Linked DNA regions of Homo sapiens: region 1 is linked to region 2. Evidence: read pairs that join two places in POLR2A ChIA-PET (ENCODE). Cell type or tissue: PC-3. All regions are shown on one strand. Links, peaks and the distances in the headings refer to the core of each region. The heading gives the core; the rest is flanking DNA. Region 1 overlaps AGAP1 (ArfGAP with GTPase domain, ankyrin repeat and PH domain 1). Region 2 has its middle 130 kb from the start of AGAP1.

Region 1 (9,043 bases), core at 413-8,412, 220 kb after region 2:
AGTGCCACTGAGCTGCACACTTAAAAGTGGGTAGAATGATGCATTTTGTGTGTATTTTGCCACAGTTTAAAAAATTACAGACTGGACGCAGTGGCTTATGCCACCCCAGCACTTTGGGAGGCTGAGGCAGGCGGATCACTTGAGGTCAGGAGTTTGAGACCAGCCTGGGCAACATGGTGAAACCTCGTCTCTACTAAAAATACAAAAAAATTAGCTGGATGTGGTGGTGTGCACCTGTAATCCCAGCTACTTGGGAGGCTGAGGCAGGAGAATTGCTTGAACCCAGGAGGCGGAGGTTGCAGTAAGCCGACATTGTGCCACTGCACTCCAGCCTGGGCAATACAGCGAGACTCAGTCTCAAAAAAAAAAAAAAAATTTTTTTTTTACAATAAGCTATTTAAATAAACATTTGTGTATAGCCCAATAGTTTTTCACTGTTGAGGGTCAAAATTTTACCTTTGTCTACCTATCTGCCTGTCCCTCTAGCTGTCAGTCACACAGACGGATATAGATATGTAATTTGAATTACTTCTGTTTCTTTCTCTTTGCTAGTCTAAGTCTTAGAAGAATTAAGGGTTTTCTTATTACTGGCTAAAGTTAAAAGGTACCCAGTTGAATCATCTTGGAAAGAAAACCAGGAAACCAAATTATCACCATGAAGCAGCCTTCCCCAGCTTGTGTCACAGTGGAGCGCTCATTTTTGTGGCTGGTTTACTGTCGTAAAACTTTCGTATAAGGGCGCACTGTGTCAGCCCCTGCCCACTGAGGGCTTCAGAAATGAAAGGCAGTTCTATTTATGCCCAGCTGGCTTCTGCAGAGCCGGGCTCAGTTTACCAGGCGACACTTTTGCTTTAATCCTTCCTGGTGTGACGTAACCTTTCACTGTCCTTCCCATGCCCTGAGGTCTCCAGCCTTTTTGTTAAAACAAAACAAACCTTATTTGGGCATGATCAATACAGCTGTGGGTTGCAATCCCAGGGGGCGACTTGGCTCTTTTGTTGTTGTCGTTAAAAAATATTGAGGCAAAATTTACATAACATAAAGTTAAGCATTTAAAAGTGAACACTTGGCCAGGCGTGGTGGCTCACACCTGTAATCCCAGCACTTTGGGAGGCCTAGGCGGGCAGATCACGAGGTCAGGAGATCGAGACCATCCTGGCTAACACAGTGAAACCCCGTCTCTACTAAAAATACAAAGAAATTAGCCGGGCGTGGTGGTGGGCACCTGTAGTCCCAGCTACTCGGGAGGCTGACACAGGAGAATGGCGTGAACCCAGGAGGAGGAGCTTGCAGTGAGTGGAGATGGCACCACTGCACTCCAGCCTGGGCAACAGAGCGAGACTCCATCTCAAAAAAAAAAAAAAAGTGAACACTTACTTAGCGTATGCACCACATGGTGTAACCACCCACCCGTCTAGTTCCAAAACAATTTCATCACCCCCGCCCAGGGGAAACCCCATGTTCTTCAGCAGTCATTGCCCATTTCCCCCTCTCCCTAGCACCTGACGACCGCCAGTCTTCTGTTTCTGTGGGTTTGCCCATTCTGGACATTTCATATAAACAGAACCATACAACATGTGGCCTTCTGTGACTGGGTTCTTTCCCTTAATATAATGTTTTTGAGATTCATCGAGGGTGGTAGCATGCATTGGTGCCTCATTTCTTTCTACAGCTGAATGATATTTCATTGTATGGAGGGACCACATTTTGTTTATTCATTCATCTGTTGATGGGCGTTTGTGTCCATCTTTTGGCTACAGGGAACCATGCAGCTATGAACGTGCGTGTACAGGGATTTGCTTGAGTTGCCATTTTCACCTCTTTGGAGTATATCCTTAGGAGCTGAGTGGTTGCTTGGAAAGGTAATTGTATTTGACTTTGAGAAGAACCGCCATACTGTTCTCCCCATCATTAGTGGTGAGAATGAAGACGTGCCGGCCGCTTACATTTTGTCGGGTTGATTTCTTCATTTTCTTGCATCTCCTTCACAGTGGCAGTGCTGGCTTTTCCCTCGGTGCTTGTTGGAGGCAGTGGGGGAGGGAGGGTTGGGGAGGGTGCGCTTTCTACTCCACCATTCTAGTGTCTTCTAGAGGTAGAGTCGAGTGTATCTGAGAGTGCTTCTCTCTTAGAATAAATGACATTAACATATGAAAAAACAGCTACTTGTGCCTGACTATGGGCATTTTCATGTACAGGAGTTCTTGAAGCTGAGTTTATTGAGAATGGTTTTGTTACCTGCTGATAGCTATCTTTTTGTGTTTAGTTCTTTTTGACTTCTTTGGCCTCTAATGTTTTGACAGTGGCACTTAGATGACAGTCAGCAATTGCAACAGTGAATGAAATCACACAGCTTGAGTTCAAGGTGGAAAGAGAAAAAAATCTAGAGAGGATGTTATCTGACCTGGCATGAGAGGTGATCATCCTGTCTCTGAGCAGTGGGTTCTTGCTCTCGACCTTAGGGTGTAATGTGGCCCTGCTCCTTGTATGGTGAATAACTTGTGACTGCTGTGTTTACCACATGGCTTGACAGTTTACAAAGCACTTTTGTGTATATTATTGCACACTCTGATCCTTACAGTAATCCCGTGAGGTGTGGAGTGGAGGCTTTTTAAGAAACAGAGACTGCTTTGGGAGGCATAGGTCGGTGGATCACCTGAGGTCAGGAGTTCGAGACTAGCCTGGCCAACATGGTGAAACCCCATCTCAAGCAAAAAAAAAAAAAAAAAAAAAAAAATGCCGGGCATGGTGGTAGGTGCCTGTAATCCCAGCTACTTGGGAGGCTGAGGCAGGAGAATCACTTGAACCTGGGAGGCAGAGGTTACAGTGAGCTGAGATCATGCCATTGCTCTCTAGCCTGGGTGACAAGAGCGAAACTCCGTCTCAAAAAAAAAAAAAGATGGAGGGTGAAAGAGATGGAGACTTGGAGGTTGCACACTGTTCAGTGGAGGTGCAGGACTTCCAGCTTGGTCTTTGTCCCCAGCTTTTTAAGAATTCAATCATGAAGAAGATTGTTTATATTGTTCTTTTTTTTTTTTTTTTAATGGATTGAGTGTGAAACTGGTGGAAATATATTCCAGGAGGCCATTTAAAAAGAAAATAGGCTGGGTACAGTGGCTCATGCCTGTAATCCCACACTTTGGGAGGCCAAAGCAGGCAGATTGCCTGAACTCAGGAGTTCAAGACCAGCCTGGGCAACGTGGTGAAATTCCGTCTCTGCTAAAATACAAAAAATTAGCCGGGTGTAGTGGTGCATGCCTGTAATCCCAGCTACTCAAGAGGCTGAGGCAGAGAATTGCTTGAACCCGGAAAGTGGAGGTTGCAGTGAGCCGAGATCGTGCTACTGCACTCCAGCCTGGGCAACAGAGCGAGATTCCATCTTCAAAAAAAAAGAAAGAAAGAAAATAACAAGGTTACCATGGAGATCCTGCAGTCACGGGGACATTCTCAAACATCACAATGATTGGTGTCAAAAATTGAAACCTGGAAGAAGAAAACTGGACTATGATTGTTGAATTAGCACCCGGGGAGGTTTTATTATTCTGTGTTCACCCCAGGAAATTCTTAAGGCCTGAGTGTTGATGTCCTTCAGCAACCCAACATATTAACGCAGTCTTTAGGAGACATGAAATGTTCCTTCCATCCAGGGAAGACGTGATTGCAGCAGGCAGGAGTTGATAGTGATGCTATGGGGCTGTCTGCTCTATACGAGGAGCAGAGACCCCTGGATCCTAGTGGTGGCCCCTGGTCACCAGATGTGAGCCCTGGAGCGCATGATTGTGGTTTTGACCCATTCTTGCCCCAGCTTGAGCCTGACCTTTGGCAGGTCCAGGAGTGTGCTGAGTCTTTCTACCCCGCTGCGTGGTGCTGCCTGCCGAGGTGGTGTGGCTCTTTGTGCTGGCATTTAGGGTGTCACTAAAGCCCAAGACCAGGATTGCTTGTCCTTTGCAGTGTGCTGGACAGGAGCCACACAGTGTAGAAGCGACTTGCCCTAAATGCCTCATTGAGAAGCATGGGTGTCCCCTTAGACATCATGGGAGCTCATTGCATTGATGAAGCCCTCTTGAGTCAGATCGTGGGGTTGGTTGGTCATGCGTGTAATTATGTGTTGAGGTTTGGTGCCTTGAGATTAAAGGGATGCCACATTTTGAGCTTCTCAGATATAAAAGAAGGATTCTTTGGGGGAGGACCTATAAATATTTCTTAAAAGTGTTTTACAACAAAAGCACGGAGTGTACTTCAGAAGGAAGGATTTAGCTGCTGGAGTGATGGCCGAAGGAGCCTGGGAGAAGTCAGAGAGAGGGGGCTCGTGGTCCTTCTTGGGCTCTCATTGCTGTTAGCAGGAGTTGGCACTTGAGTCCCACGTCCTAGCCTCCCGGCATCACAGCCTTATGCTGCATTTCCTAAAGTGCTTTCTAGCACTGACCGACTCCAGGAGGCAGCACTGGCAAGGATTTTGGTGAGCCTTTGATGGAGTGTGTTCCGGAATCGGGAGGAAGCTTGTAAGGCTGCTTTCCACTCATTTTATGTTGTTGGGATTTGGCTCGGAACCTGCCAAGGACCCCTGTGTGTTAAAGTTGAAATAGTTCCCTAGTAAACTGGCCACTTTCAGACCAGCTGCATTTTCTAGAATAAACTTCATTTGTCCTTGACTCATAAAGGGAAAAGCCAGAAGCCAGGGGCTCTGGGGCACCTCCAAGTGGGCCAGGGTCAGGTGTGGGTCCTCTGCCTGGGTTTTAATGTAAACTCAGGGTTTTAATGTAAGAACCTGTTTTGTTTGCTTTTGTTTTTAGACCAAGTCTCACTCTGTTACCCAGGCCAGAGTGCAGCAGCCATAAACATGTCTTACTGCGGCCTTGAACCTTGGTCTTAAATGATCCTCTTACTCAGCCTCTCATGTAACTCTGGGGTAACTCCAAGTGGGCCAGGGTCAGGTGCGGGTCCCCTGCCTGCGTTGGTCTCACTGCCATATAACCCCAGCCATGGTGATCTTACCAGAGAAACTCATTTGAACCTATGCGGCTGCTTCAGGCCGGTGGTTGTTGGCCTGATAGGAAGAGAGCATACTCAGCCTCATACTCAGCCTCTCGTGTAACTGGGACCACAAGCATGCACCACCATACCTGGCTAATTTTTTTTTTTTTTTTTTTTTGGTAAAGATAGGGTCTCAGAGGTTTGGTGTGGTGGCTCATGCCTGTAATCCCAGCACTTTGGGAGGCTGAGGCAGGTGGATCAGTTGAGGCCAGGAGTTCGAGACCAGTCTGGCTAACATGGTGAAACCCCATCTCTACTAAAAATACAAAAACTAGCTGGGTGTGGTGGTGTGCGCCTGTAGTCCCAGCTACTCGGGAGGCTGAGGCAGAATTGCCTGAACTCAGGAGGCAGAGGTTGCAGTGAGCCAAGATTGTACCACTGCACTCCAGCCTGGGTGATAAAATGAGATCATGTCTTAAAAAAAAAAAAAAAAAGATGGGGTCTCACTTTGCTGCCCAGGCTGGTCTTTGAACTCCTGGACTTAAATGATCCTCCTGCCTCGGCCCCCCAGAGTGCTGGGATTATGGGCATGAGCCACCACACCTGGCCAGGGCCTGTTTTTAATTGTTGAATTGCCCACATTGCATTATCAGGATTGAAAACATAGTAGTGGCACAGCCTCCTGGAGAGTGCAGATGTAGCTCATGGTACGCTTGGGGTTTCTGCAGAGCATGACATCAGGCTGTCTTCCAGCCTTGCCTCACTAAGAACTTGAAGCATGACCCTCAATAAACCACTTTTTTTTTTTTTTTTGCATGGAAATCTGTGAAGAAAGAAGGCCTTGGGAAAGCCTGTGTCCTGGCCTGTCATTGAACGTAATAATTACATTAACAAGTGAATGATTTAAGTTCTGCACTCTTTGTTCTTATAGGAACAAGGTTAAGGGACGACTGTGTTGTGGGTTGAAATGTGTCCCCCAAAATAGTATGTTCAAGTCCTAACCTTGGTAGCTGTGTGTGTGGCCATACTTGGAGATGGTCTTTGGCTGATGTAATTAGTTAAGATGAGGTCATACTAGATTGGAGTGGGTCCTGATCCAGTGATCGGTGTTCATCTGAGAAGAGGGAGGTTGTGACAGCAACACGCAGGAAGGGCCATGTCACGATGGAGGCAAAGGTCGGAGCAAGCTGTGCTAGGAAGAGGCAAGGAGGGATCCCCTCCCCCAGCCTTCATAAGGAGCACGGCCCTGCAGACACCTTGATTTTTGAACTTCTGGCTTCCAGAACTGCGAGGGAATACATTTCTGCTGTTTGAGCCACCTGGTTTGTGGTACTTGATTACAGCAGTGCTAACCTCCCCACAGTTACCCACAACCTCTGAGTACCTGTTTGCCGCTCACTCCTCCCTCTCCCATTGCCACGTGGTCTCTGCTTTTATTCGTTTTCTCAGCGGAAACTTGGAGGCCATTGGCTATTGTGTATCGTGTATCGTGGCTAAGTCATTACCTTTTTTTTTTTTTTTTTTTTTTTAAAGAAAACCCAAAACCAAAAAACTCCTTTTAGGCGTCACCCCCCTACCCACTTAGGTACAGTGCTGCTGCTGCTGCCCCCGGCTTCTTGAAACCTTCTTTCTGACTCTCTGAGAGAGACTCTTGTGGATATCTTGTAGCTCTGGCCTTTTTCTTTAGCTCTGGTCTTTCCCTCTCTTGGCTGTGGATTCATTTCTTATCGCTGTTGTAACAAATTACCACACACTAAGTGGCTTAAAACAGCATAGATTTATTACAGTTCGGAAGCTCAGAAGCTCCAAATGGGTCTTACGGGCCTAAAATCAAAGGCTGTGCTCCTTTTGGAGGCTGTGGGGTAGACTCGATTTCCTTGCTTTTTCCAGCCTCAATGGCTGCTGCATTCCTGGCCTTAGCTCTGTATCCCTCTGGCCTCTGCCGTGGTAGCTGCGTGGCCTGCTCTGACCCTGACCTCCTGGAAGGACCCTGTGATTACATTGGACCCACCTGTGTAATCCAGAATCCTTGCAAAACCCCCATCTCAAAATCTTTCACCTCTTCACATGCACACAGTGGCTTTGCCCCGTGGAGCCACATGCTCTCAGGTTCCAGGAATGAGTCTGTGGGCATCTCTGGGGGCCACTGTTCAGCCTGAATGTGTTCTGAGGCTTAGTATTTTGTCTCTTTGAGTTCTACATTCATTTTGATCCTTACATCATCATCTGCAGGGGATAGGTGATTCTCAATCTAGGTTTGGGAAGAGGAACTTAAGGCTCCACAGAAATTTGAGTCCATTTTTACTTAAATGTACTTTTTACCTTTAGAAAAACTTGTAGGTAAAAACCAACAGGTGCATTCAAACCAATCACACGCCAACTTTTACCACCCACCACCGTCTTACCTTCTGCTGCTGTGTTGGCTCATTATTTTGCGCGGACCCGAAATGAAGGCTGTCTCGTCCTTTCTGTTTAATTGGAGCGCCTGGAGAGCACAGGTGAGTTGTTAAAAACCCGGTGAATCCTGCATGGATTTGCAAACCAAACTACATGGAGAAATCAGTTAAATTCTCAGGTTTCAGGGTTGCAGCTGCCACTGAGAAGTGTATTTAGGCAGGTTCTGGCAACAGACTTGGTGTTGGGCTTGAGTGGGAAGGGGATTTAGGAGCTTCATGAGCGAGTCAAATGCAAGTTGGGGAAGTGGCTGAAAAAAATGCCTCCTGGAAAAAGCAGTAAATGTAAGGATTTAGGTCGGCCATTGTCTCCGTGTAAGTCAACACTACCTTGTGTGTGTGCGCATACACACAAAGAGGGTGAGCCCTCAGCCCGCCATACGGGCATGTTATCCAGAAGAGAGGAGAGAGAAGCCCGCTGCACTCTCCACTGACCAGACCACCCACTTTGCCCTCTGCACGCTCACTCCACGAAGGATGCAGGTGGGCACACTGCTACAACCCCCTGGGTGTGTGTGGAGTTGGGAAAGAGACGGATGTTGAGCCTGAAGAGGCTGTGACCTCCCCAAATACTCGGACTCCCCTGTGGAAGGCAAGGTGGAGGCAGCTGTTATGTGGTGTGTTGGATTCACAGCAGTCAAGGCTGCCACGAGCAAGTATTTTGAGTGCTCCTTATGTCCATGCAGAGGCTGACTCCAGAGGATGCTGTGCACAGGCCTGTGTGACCTGAAGGCCCTTGCAGGCTGAGGTCTCTTGGTGATAATCCACACACTGTCCTGGGCCTTGGTTTTGCAGCATTTCCAACTTGGGTTGTCAGAGTGAGACTGTGCAGGACTGCCCCGTACAGTACGGCTTCTATGTGTGAACAACACAGACCACTAAGAGATGTGACAAAGCTGTTCCATCAGAGGAAACATAGTCTGGGGGACAAATCCTCCCATTCCTGATAGGACAGGAGGGAGCGGTTGGCTGGGGAAGACCTGAGTGAGGGAGCTTTCTTGAGGACGGGTTTTGTCGGAGTGTAGTTCATATACCATGCACAGCCTGTCAGCATACAGCTTGAATGAACTCACGTGTGTAACCAGATCAAGAGGCAGAATATTACTAGGGTGGCAGTTTTGAGTCCCATGAAAACAAACACATTTACTCTGTCTAGCTCCATCTCTAGTTAATTCTAGTGCAGTTTAAATGCTCACAAAATCCTTATTTGAATGGATGAGTCAGTGGTTTGAATTGAATAGTTTTTGAGCCATTTGTATGGAGAAGGTATTACCCAAACAGAAACATGGTGGTGATAATAGACTCACGTTGATTTCACTTGTTAACTGAGCAAACACCTCTTGTCTCCTCATTCTGTGCAGAGCATTCTGGGTGGAAAAGTCGGACCAAGTTTCTGAGGGGAGGACGGAGGAGTCCTGTCTTTTAAGCAGATGGAGCTGCAAACAGCCAGAGAGTGACAGAGATTGAGAGGCAGCAGCTGTCTTTTCAGTTGCGCATCCTCCTTGTAGTAACCATAGGTGGGAGGCTGGGATTCCGAGCTCAGGGCAGCGGGATGCTCACCATGTGCTGGGTGCTGTTTGAAGGACCGGAAATGCATCATTTTGTTTAAGTCTCCCAAC
Region 2 (9,043 bases), core at 314-8,313:
TGCAAAAAAGAGAGCAATAGATTGACCCTACTGACCTTGAAACCTACTCTTCCTCAAGGGGAAAGAAAGGGAGGGTGTCCTCGAAAAGCAGCACAGCCCTTGTGGTCCAAAGAGTGGTTCTAAACACAACTCACTGTGCCCCCAGGACATTTGGAGACTTCTGGAGACATCTTTGGTTATCTCAGCTGGGGGTAGTGGGTGCATCTAGTGGGTAGAGACCAGGGAAGCTGCTAGACATCCTCCAATGGACAGGACAGCCCCCATCAGCACGCTCAAAATGTCTTCGTGTTGAGGTTGAGGAACCTCGGTCCAAAGAGACTGAGCCAGCTAATATGGAGAGATCAAGACAAACCCATACTATCCCTGGGGAAAAAGTCAAACAGATGCTAATTTACAAATACTGTGTTTACTAATTAACTTATTCAAACAGCGCAATACCTACATTCCTCAGGTTTTCCACCACAGTCAGCAGCATTGCTTATGCATATTTGATTTCCTTCCACCTGGGCAACAGGACATTGGAAAAGCAGAGCTTAGAGTGAGGGGGGAAATGAGAGGCTGGCAAAACTTACACAGATTATTTTTCTTTTTTTTTTAATTTTATTATTATAATACTTTAAGTTTTAGGGTACATGTGCACAACGTGCAGGTTTGTTACATATGTATACATGTGCCATGTTGGTGTGCTGCACCCATTAACTCGTCATTTAGCAGTAGGTATATCTCCTAATGCTATCCCTCCCCCCTCCCCCAACCCCACAACAGTCGAGAACACATGGACACAGGAAGGGGAACATCACACTCCGGGGACAGATTTTTTTCTAACCTAGCCGCACAACTGCACTAAGTTTTTATACAGACCTTCTGCCTCATCAGCTTCCATCTCATCTCATTTCATGCTGGATCTAGAATTGACTCTGCTGCAGGAACACACACACTGCCTGACAGTGCTATCTTAAGGGCATTTAAAAGGAAACAGATGGCCAGGCACAGTGGCTCATACCTGTAATCCCAGTACTTTGGGAGGCCAAGATGGGTGGATCACCTGATGTCAGGAGTTCAAGACCAGCCTGGCCAACATGGTGAAACCTCATCTCTACTAAAAATACAAAAATTAGCCGGGTGTGGTCACCTGGCTACAGTAGCACATCTGTAGTCCCAGCTACTCAGGAGGTTAAGACAGGAGATCACTTGAACTCAGGAGGCGGAGGCTGCAATGAGCCGAGATTGTGCTACTGCACTCCAGCCTGGACAACAGAGCAAGACTCCATCTCAAAAAAAAAAAAAAAATGGAAACAGATAATGAAGGCTGGCCAATGAAATGCTTTAAAGGATTAGTACAAAAACAGAGGCTTGTGTTTTACCGAGAATAACAAGTAAAGAAATTGGATATTTGAATCAGATGTCAAGCTTGATTCTTTTATTTTACTGCTTCCATAATAAATGGAAATCTAAATTAAAATAAAGTCAGAGATGATTTTTATATTAAACTATCTTATATGTTCAAAAAGTAGCTCTTTGTGAAAGCCCCTGCCTCCTCACACTATAAATAATGCATAAAATGTTGAGAGAGGCTTTGATTGTAAAAATTATTTCGCCTCTGTTTATCTGCCTTTACGGCAGCCGGATCATTCTGTTTAGACTCTAAGGATTATGCCACACCTCTGGTGGTTTGAGTATTTTTTTTTTTTTTTTTTTAGATTGATGGGTTGTATGAGCTTAGTTTTCTCTTTTGGCTTTGCCGGCCACGTGAACAGAAACAGAAAAGGAAATGATCTCCTTTGGCATGGTTGTTATGAGTGACATGTGTCTGGGAGCCTTCATTTAATGAACTCATTTTCCACGGCCTTGGCTTTGCCAAAGGGTGGGATCTCCCTCATAGAGAAGCTGTACTGAGGTCCCACCAGGGGCCTCCCTTAACATCATTCAGGCGTGGATGACACCAACACAGATGCAGAGGGGAAAAGCATTTGCTGGCAAGAGGCATCCCACTGAGCTCATGCAGTCAGCTACTAGGAGCTCCATACCTCTTCATTCGGGCTGTGTCTCTGAGTCACTGAGTAACTGACACCTTTCCACTTCACCTTGAACCAGGTAGGTGTGATGCAGGCAAGGAAATCAGCAAGGTACCCAGACGGGGAAAAGATTCAAGATGACCCACTCTATGGTCACAGGTGACATGGATGGAGGCTTAGAAGACCCAAATTTTCCTGGTAAGAGTCCTAATTTTCAAACGCACAAGACAAGTTTATGGGTTTTTTTGTTTGTTTGTTTGTTTTGAGACAGAGTATTGCTCTGTCACCCAAGGGCTCACTGCAAACTCCGCCTCCCAAGTTCACGCCATTCTCCTGCCTCAGCCTCCCAAGTAGCTGGGACTACAGGCGCCCGCCACCACGCCCGGCTAATTTTTTGTATTTTTAGTAGAGACGGGGTTTCACCATGTTAGCCAGGATGGTCTCGATCTCCTGACCTCATGATCCGCCCGCCTCAGCCTCCCAAAGTGCTGGGATGACAGGCGTGAGCCACCGCACCCAGCATGTTAATATTTTTTAATGGCAGCTATTGTGTCTATGGCGTGCAGACCCTGTAGAAGGTGCCTCACAGGCCAGGCGCAGTGGCTCACACCTGTCATCCCAGCACTTTGGGAGGCTAAGGCGGGCGGATCACGAGGTCAGGAGTTCAAGACCAGCCTGGCTAAGATGGTGAAACCCCGTCTCTACTAAAAATACAAAAATTAGCGAGGCGCAGTGGCACGTGCCTGTAATCCCAGCTACTGGGGAGGCCGAGGCAGGAGAATTGCTTGAACCCGGGCGGCCGAGGTTGCAGTGAGCTGAGATCATGCCACTGCACTCCAGCCTGAGCGATAGTAAGACTCCATCTCAAAAAAAAAGGTGCCTCATAGATGTTCCTTCTTTCCCCGCCAACCCCAACAACCCTGCAACCCTGCCAGGTTGCCGTTGTCATTAAATTATGATTGTGAGGCTCAGAGAGGTTGTGCAACTTGCACAAAGTCAAAGTAAATAGTAAGTACGTGGTGGAGAAGGAAGGCTGCCCCACTCCAAAGCCCATTCCTTATTGTTTGAGACATTCCAAGAACAAGTACCTGTGCAAGGTGGGGAGGAGAGAAAAGTGTACCCACTGGCCCCTGTCTCCCACTGGTCAAATTCACCTGTGGGGGTGTCACCTTCCCTGCTCATCCCAGAGGCACATGTGTCGGGGCAAGTGACGGCCGTGGCATGTGCACCTCAGCCACAATAACGAAGCGCAAAGAAAGAGGCGTGTGATGCCCGGTAGGGAGGCGCTGCTGGGTTTTGCCTGCCAGTGACACTCGGGGTTGAGAGCTGCCACCACCGCAGGCCTCAGCAGCCTCGCTCCACGGCTGCAGCGCCCCACGCACCCTTGCTAGGCCCTGGGGTGGCACGTGAGCTTTGTCTGCCATGTGGCAGTCCTGGTGTTTCCATGGTTCCATGTGGCACTCAGTGCTGTCATTACTCATCCTCCACACATCAGAGATCAGAGATGAAGCTTCTGCCGGCTTCTAGGACGGTCTCTCCCAGTCACCTGTCAGGAGGTTGGGGAGACTACACCAGGGTGGGCTTGCACCCCGAGGCCCGCTGTGACCTGCTCAGGCTCGGGTTTGAGCTGGATAAGGGCACACTTTTCCATGGCAGCCATAGGCAGCAGCCTTCTCCCCAGGCCTTGACTGTTGGTCAGCTTCCTAGGCTGCCCTAACAAATCGCCCACAGCAGACACCTCTTCCGTCACAGTCCTGAAGGCTGGGAGTCCGTGGTCATGGTGTTGGCAGAGCCATGCTGTCTCCGAAGCCTCCAGGGAAGGTTCCGTCCTGGCCTCCTCCTCGCTTGTGGTGGCGGCGGAGGTCAGCCTAGGCATCTCTTGATTGACTTCAGCTACATCACTCCCATCCCTGCCCGCATCATCACGGGGCAGGGCCTTCTTCCCCGTGTCTCCTCAGTGTCTCTGTGTCCTAATCTCCCCTTCTCCTAAGGGCAGCAGCATTGGATTTAGGGCCCACCCTAATCCAGTATGACCTCATCTTACCTTGATGATATCTGCAAGACTCTATCTCCAAAGAAGCAAAGAAAGAAAAAAGCTCACATTTACAGGGACCAGGAGTGAGGGCTTCTACATCTTTTTGAAGAATACAATTCCAGCCACAATTTTTTTTTTTCTTTGAGATAAAGTCTCACTCTGCCTCCCAGGCAGTATGAGCAATCTCAGCTCACCACAACCTCTGCCTCCCAGGTTCAAGTGATTATCCTGCCTCAGCCTCCAGAGTAGCTGAGACTACAGGCGCCACCACACCCGGCTAATTTGTGTATTTTTAGTAGAGACAGGGTTTCACCATGTTGGCCAGGCTGGTCTCAAACTCCTGACCTCACGTGATTCACCCGCCTTGGCCTCTTGAAGTGCTGGTATTACAGGTGTGAGTCACCGCGCCCAGCCACCACAATTTTTTATCCTAGAAAGCAAGCAACACTCTGGTTGGCTGTTTCATCTCTCTCGCCCCTGAGAAAACCATCACAACCTCACTGTTATCAGCACAGATCCCCAAGGCTCAGCACTCTCTGCTTGCACTGAGGCCTCGGTGCCACCCCTGGGAGCACCTGCACTACTCTGTCTCTGCTGGTAACGTGCCCTTGGCTCCATTCCTACAAGGGAGCCAGTTCTACCAGAGCCTCTCTGAGTCAACCCCAACCATGGAGGACAGCCTCCTCCAAACCCCTCTGAGATGCCAGCAGCCCTCCTCCTGGGCACTTCCTATCTAGCTCTGAAGGGAGTGTCCTCTAGGTCCTTCTAAGCCCTCAGATCCTATGTGGCGCATCCACCCTAATATCCCGCCTCTGCGAGCCTTCTGACCCATTCCTCAACACCAGGCTTGGACACTTCACATCTCCCGTGGGGTCTGGCACCTCAGTGGGAACAGGGGATGCCAGGGGTGGGAGACAGGCAGATAGAGGTGTGGGTATGAGCAGGGAGCTGTGAGGCCACACCTACCCACAGCGTGAAGGATCAGGAGGAGCCACCACTGCAGGTGTTTCTCACCAACTGGATCCCAAAATACTGGGCCCTCTGGCCAGAAAGCAAGGCAAAGTTTTGGACCTGGAGTAGCCCCAAGGCTGAGCTGGGTCCATGTGAAGTAGGGCTTGTCTCCTCCCCACAGCCCTCTGGAAGGGGGGACTCATGTGGATGAAGAGAGGGAGCCACAGCAAGGCTATGCACCGTGCCCAGGGTCATGTGACCAAGAGGTGGCTGGGCCAGGATTCAAACAACTCCAGAGGAAGAGGCTTACTGGTTTAATGTGCTGCTGTGGTGGGGGCTTGCTTCTGCGGGATGGCTGCATGGCCTGTTAGCACCCACTAGCAGGAAAGCAGAGGCAGATGCCAATGCTTTAAGAAAACTTAAGGTTGATCTGGGCACACTGGCTCATGTCTGTCATCCCAGCTCTTTGGGAGGCCAAGGCGGGCGGATCACCTGAGGTCAGGATTTTGAGACCAGCCTGGCCAACATGGTGAAACCCCATTTCTACTAAAAACTACAAAAATTAGCTGGGTGTGTTGGCATGTGCCTGCAATGCCACCTACTCAGGAGGCTGAGGCAGGAGAATCTTTTGAACCCGGGAGTCGGAGGTTGCAGTGAGCTGGGATCGAGTCCCTGCACTCCAGCCTGGGTGACAGAGTGAGACTCTGTCTCAAAAAAAAAAAAAAAAAAGAAAGAAAGAAAAGAAAAACTTAAGGTTGAAAAACACTAACAATTGAAAAAGTATGTTTCATTGATATTTTGCTTCCTGAAAAGTGGCAGGACCCTCGCAGTAGTTTCCTTCTGTTGCAGAACCTGAGCCCTCCTCGGAAGCAAGACTAGCAAACCTCTTGCACGCACAGGCTCTCCCACTTATCACGGACCTGGTTAGTGGAGGTGACCTCCCAACATAGAGACACATTGGGCCTGGGAGGGCCAAGCTGAGGGCCCTTGGACAAGTGGCTTCAACATGCCAAGTTTCCATTTCCTCAAACCTGAAGGGATTAAATACAATTCTGTTTGAAGAGCCTCTCCTGTGATATACCAGGCCATACCATGTGATAGCCAATTTTATGTGTTAACTTGGCTGGGCCACAGGGCACTCTGACAGGTAGTTAGACATTATTCTGGGTCTCTCTATAAGGCTGTTTTCGGATGAGACTGACATTGAAATCAGTGGACTTTGAGTAAAGCAGGTTGCCCTACCTAATGTGGGAGGGGGGCCTCATCCAATTTGTTGAAGGTCCGAACAGAACAAAGAGACTGACTTCCCTCAAGCAAGAAGGAATTCTGCAGCAGACAACCCTCAGCCTTGAGCTGCAGCCTCGGCTTTCTCCTGGGTCTCCAGCCTGACGGCCCTTCCTGCAGAGTCTGGATTTGCCAGCTCCATCATCATGTGAGCCAATTCCTTGAAATAAATCTCTTTCTGTCTATACAAACCCACACATCCTATTAGTTCTGTATCTTTGGAGAACCGTGACTAATACACATGTTTTTAGAGAATAGAAATACAGGGCAGCTCCAAGATTGCAGGCTCAGCTTAGCTGGGAATGTCTGTCGCATTACCGGGCTTACAAAAGACAGACAACCTCACACCTAAAAGCATTTGGCTTACTGTTGGACTGAAGCACCCTCCCTTACTGTTCTTTGAAAACACCATGTTGCCAGCAAGTCTTTTAAAAATGATTCTAGGCTGGGCGCAGTGGCTCACGCTTGTAATCCCAACAGTCTGGGAGGCTGAGGTGGGCAGATCACCTGAGGTCAGGAGTTCAAGACCAGCCTGGCCAACATGGCAAAACCCCATCTCTACTAAAAATACAAAAATTAGCTGGGCATGGTGGTGGATGCCTGTAATCCCAGCTACTCAGGAGGCTGAGGCAGGAGAATCGCTTGAACCTGGGAGATGGAGGTTGCAGTGAGCTGAGATCACACCACTGCACTCCAGCCTGGAGGACAAAGCAAGACTCCATCTCAAATAATAATAATAATAATTCTAAATAGGCAGTAGTCAAGAGAAAAACAAGCTGCCCCTTACTGTCTCATCTTTAGCACCCCGATAGGAAAAGTCTGGTTTCTTCCAAAACTTAAAGATCTTGCTCTTAAAGTCTACACATCTGAAAGAGAGGATCATTTAGAGATGAAAAGAGCATCTCAATCATGTATGACTTCCTTCCACACCAGGATTCTGTCCATCTTCCTATTCCTAAATCATCCTGGACGATGACTTCCACCTTCAGCCGCACACGCCCTCAGTTAACACTTCTTTCCATTTCATTCTCCCATAAATGCAAAAAATAAAAAATAAAGAACAGAAAACAAAATGAGACTTCTTTTAGGCTTTGTAAGAGAGCTTCTTGTCGCGATGTTCCCATTCTTGTGATCATGAACCTGCTTTCTTTATTGGCAGGATCTTGGTGCCCAGTGATGCGGGTGCGATGCAACCTCTGCCACGTGTGCCTCCATGATCAACACACCAACAACGCAGGGGGAGATCTGCCCGCTCAGCTCTGCCACCTCTTTTCAGTTTATAGCAGTCCCCTGGCACAAGCGCAGCTAAAATGTGAACCCAATGAAAACTTACCCACCTCTGCCTTCCACACTCTTGTCTTCCTCTCTACATATAAAAATGCGTGGGGCTGATATGATTAACTGAAAGGAAGGCTCAGACTACCCCCAAATTGCATTGTTTTTATGTAAGTACCAAAGGCATTAATTCTAAAGAGATGGGACCAATTTGCATGGCAGTAGCAAGATACTTGCATCTATGTAAATTTATATAGAGATGGGTGGAATTTACGGAGTGTCTGCCACTTGAGTCAGCAGTGAGAAAATGGGTTGCTTTCCTTCCTCTCCCCATCAATGAAATGCTGAAAATGCCCATTGCCTCAATTCTTCTAACTTTTATTGTATTTGTTGTTTTGGTGTTTGTTTAGTTTGAATTCATTTTATTTAGTTTAATGATGCAAAACAAATGCAAAGGGACATAAAATGAAAAGTTCAAGTTCCTGCCCCTCTGACCTGTTTCCTAGGGAGTAAGCAACTCCCCCTTCATTTTCCTGGCCTGCAGCACAATCCTAGCAATGATACCTGGTATTTCTAAAGTTCCTGCAACTCCTAAGCTTTAGGTCAGCAGTTCTCATGCTCCAGCGTGCATCCAACTCACCTACAGCAACCCACTTAAGTAATTTTAAATCATCTAGCAGCCACAATAAAAAAAAAAAAGTAAAAAGAGGCAAGTGGCAGGAAAAGTTAATTTTATAAGACATATTATAATACACAATAAAATATCTTATTAAAATTAATTTCACCTGGTTTTTGTTCTTTTTTGAGACACGGTCTTGCTTCGTTGCCCAGGCTGGAAGTGCAGTGGTGCAATCATGGCTCACTGCAACCTCTGCCTCCCATGCTCAGGTGATTCTCCCAGCTCAGCTTCCAGAGTAGCTAAAACCACACCCAGCTGTTCCATACCACCACACCCAGCTAATTTTTGTATTCTTTTGTAGAGACAGGGTTTCGCCATGTTGCCCAGGCTGGACTCAAGTGATGCTCCCACCTTGGCCTCCCAAAGTGTTGGAATTATAGGCATAAGCCATTGCATCCAGCCTGGGAAGTTAACATTACAAATGTGGCTCGCATTTGTGGCTCAGGCTACATTGCTACTAGACATTGAGAAGACTCAATCATTCCTTTTACGGCAGCTTTTCCCAAAATATCTTCCTGAGGAGTGTCACAGGTGGTCTCCATACAAGGCCTCTTTAGTTAACTAATTTGACGAGTACCATTGTGTATTTCCTCTCTCTTTGGGAGATACACACACATTTGTACACAGGTAAGGACCCTGAGTTGTCCTGTGCTGAGAAGGCCAGCTTGACCCAGTATGTCCCAAATCACTGTATTTTTCCGTCTGTCCATGAACATTCCCCAGAGCTAGAGTTCCACGGCACACAGTGTCCTTTTTTTTTTTTTTTTTTTTGAGACAGAGTTTCACTCTGTTGCCCAGGCTGGA

The links. ChIA-PET counts read pairs that join two places held together with the same protein. Peaks named below come from ENCODE experiments on the same cell type or tissue, not always from the same donor. Only the 100,000 strongest peaks of a DNase experiment are listed, where the experiment ranks them.
Region 1: POLR2A ChIA-PET joins it to region 2 with 11 read pairs; 2 of 35 experiments call an interaction of 5 or more read pairs at or near these places.

What each region holds. Positions count from the first base shown.
Region 1 is chr2:235,578,426-235,587,468 of GRCh38, forward strand. All of the region lies in intron 1 of AGAP1 (ArfGAP with GTPase domain, ankyrin repeat and PH domain 1), which reads left to right. Among named protein-coding and RNA genes, the nearest start is that of TNRC17, 65 kb to the left of the region's middle. RefSeq lists an enhancer at 7,441-7,941. In PC-3, for the core only: no CTCF peak of the experiment used is centred there; no DNase peak of the experiment used is centred there.
Region 2 is chr2:235,354,708-235,363,750 of GRCh38, forward strand. No RefSeq gene overlaps it. Among named protein-coding and RNA genes, the nearest start is that of AGAP1, 130 kb to the right of the region's middle. In PC-3, for the core only: no CTCF peak of the experiment used is centred there; a DNase peak (open chromatin) is centred at 4,474; H3K27ac peaks cover 474 bases.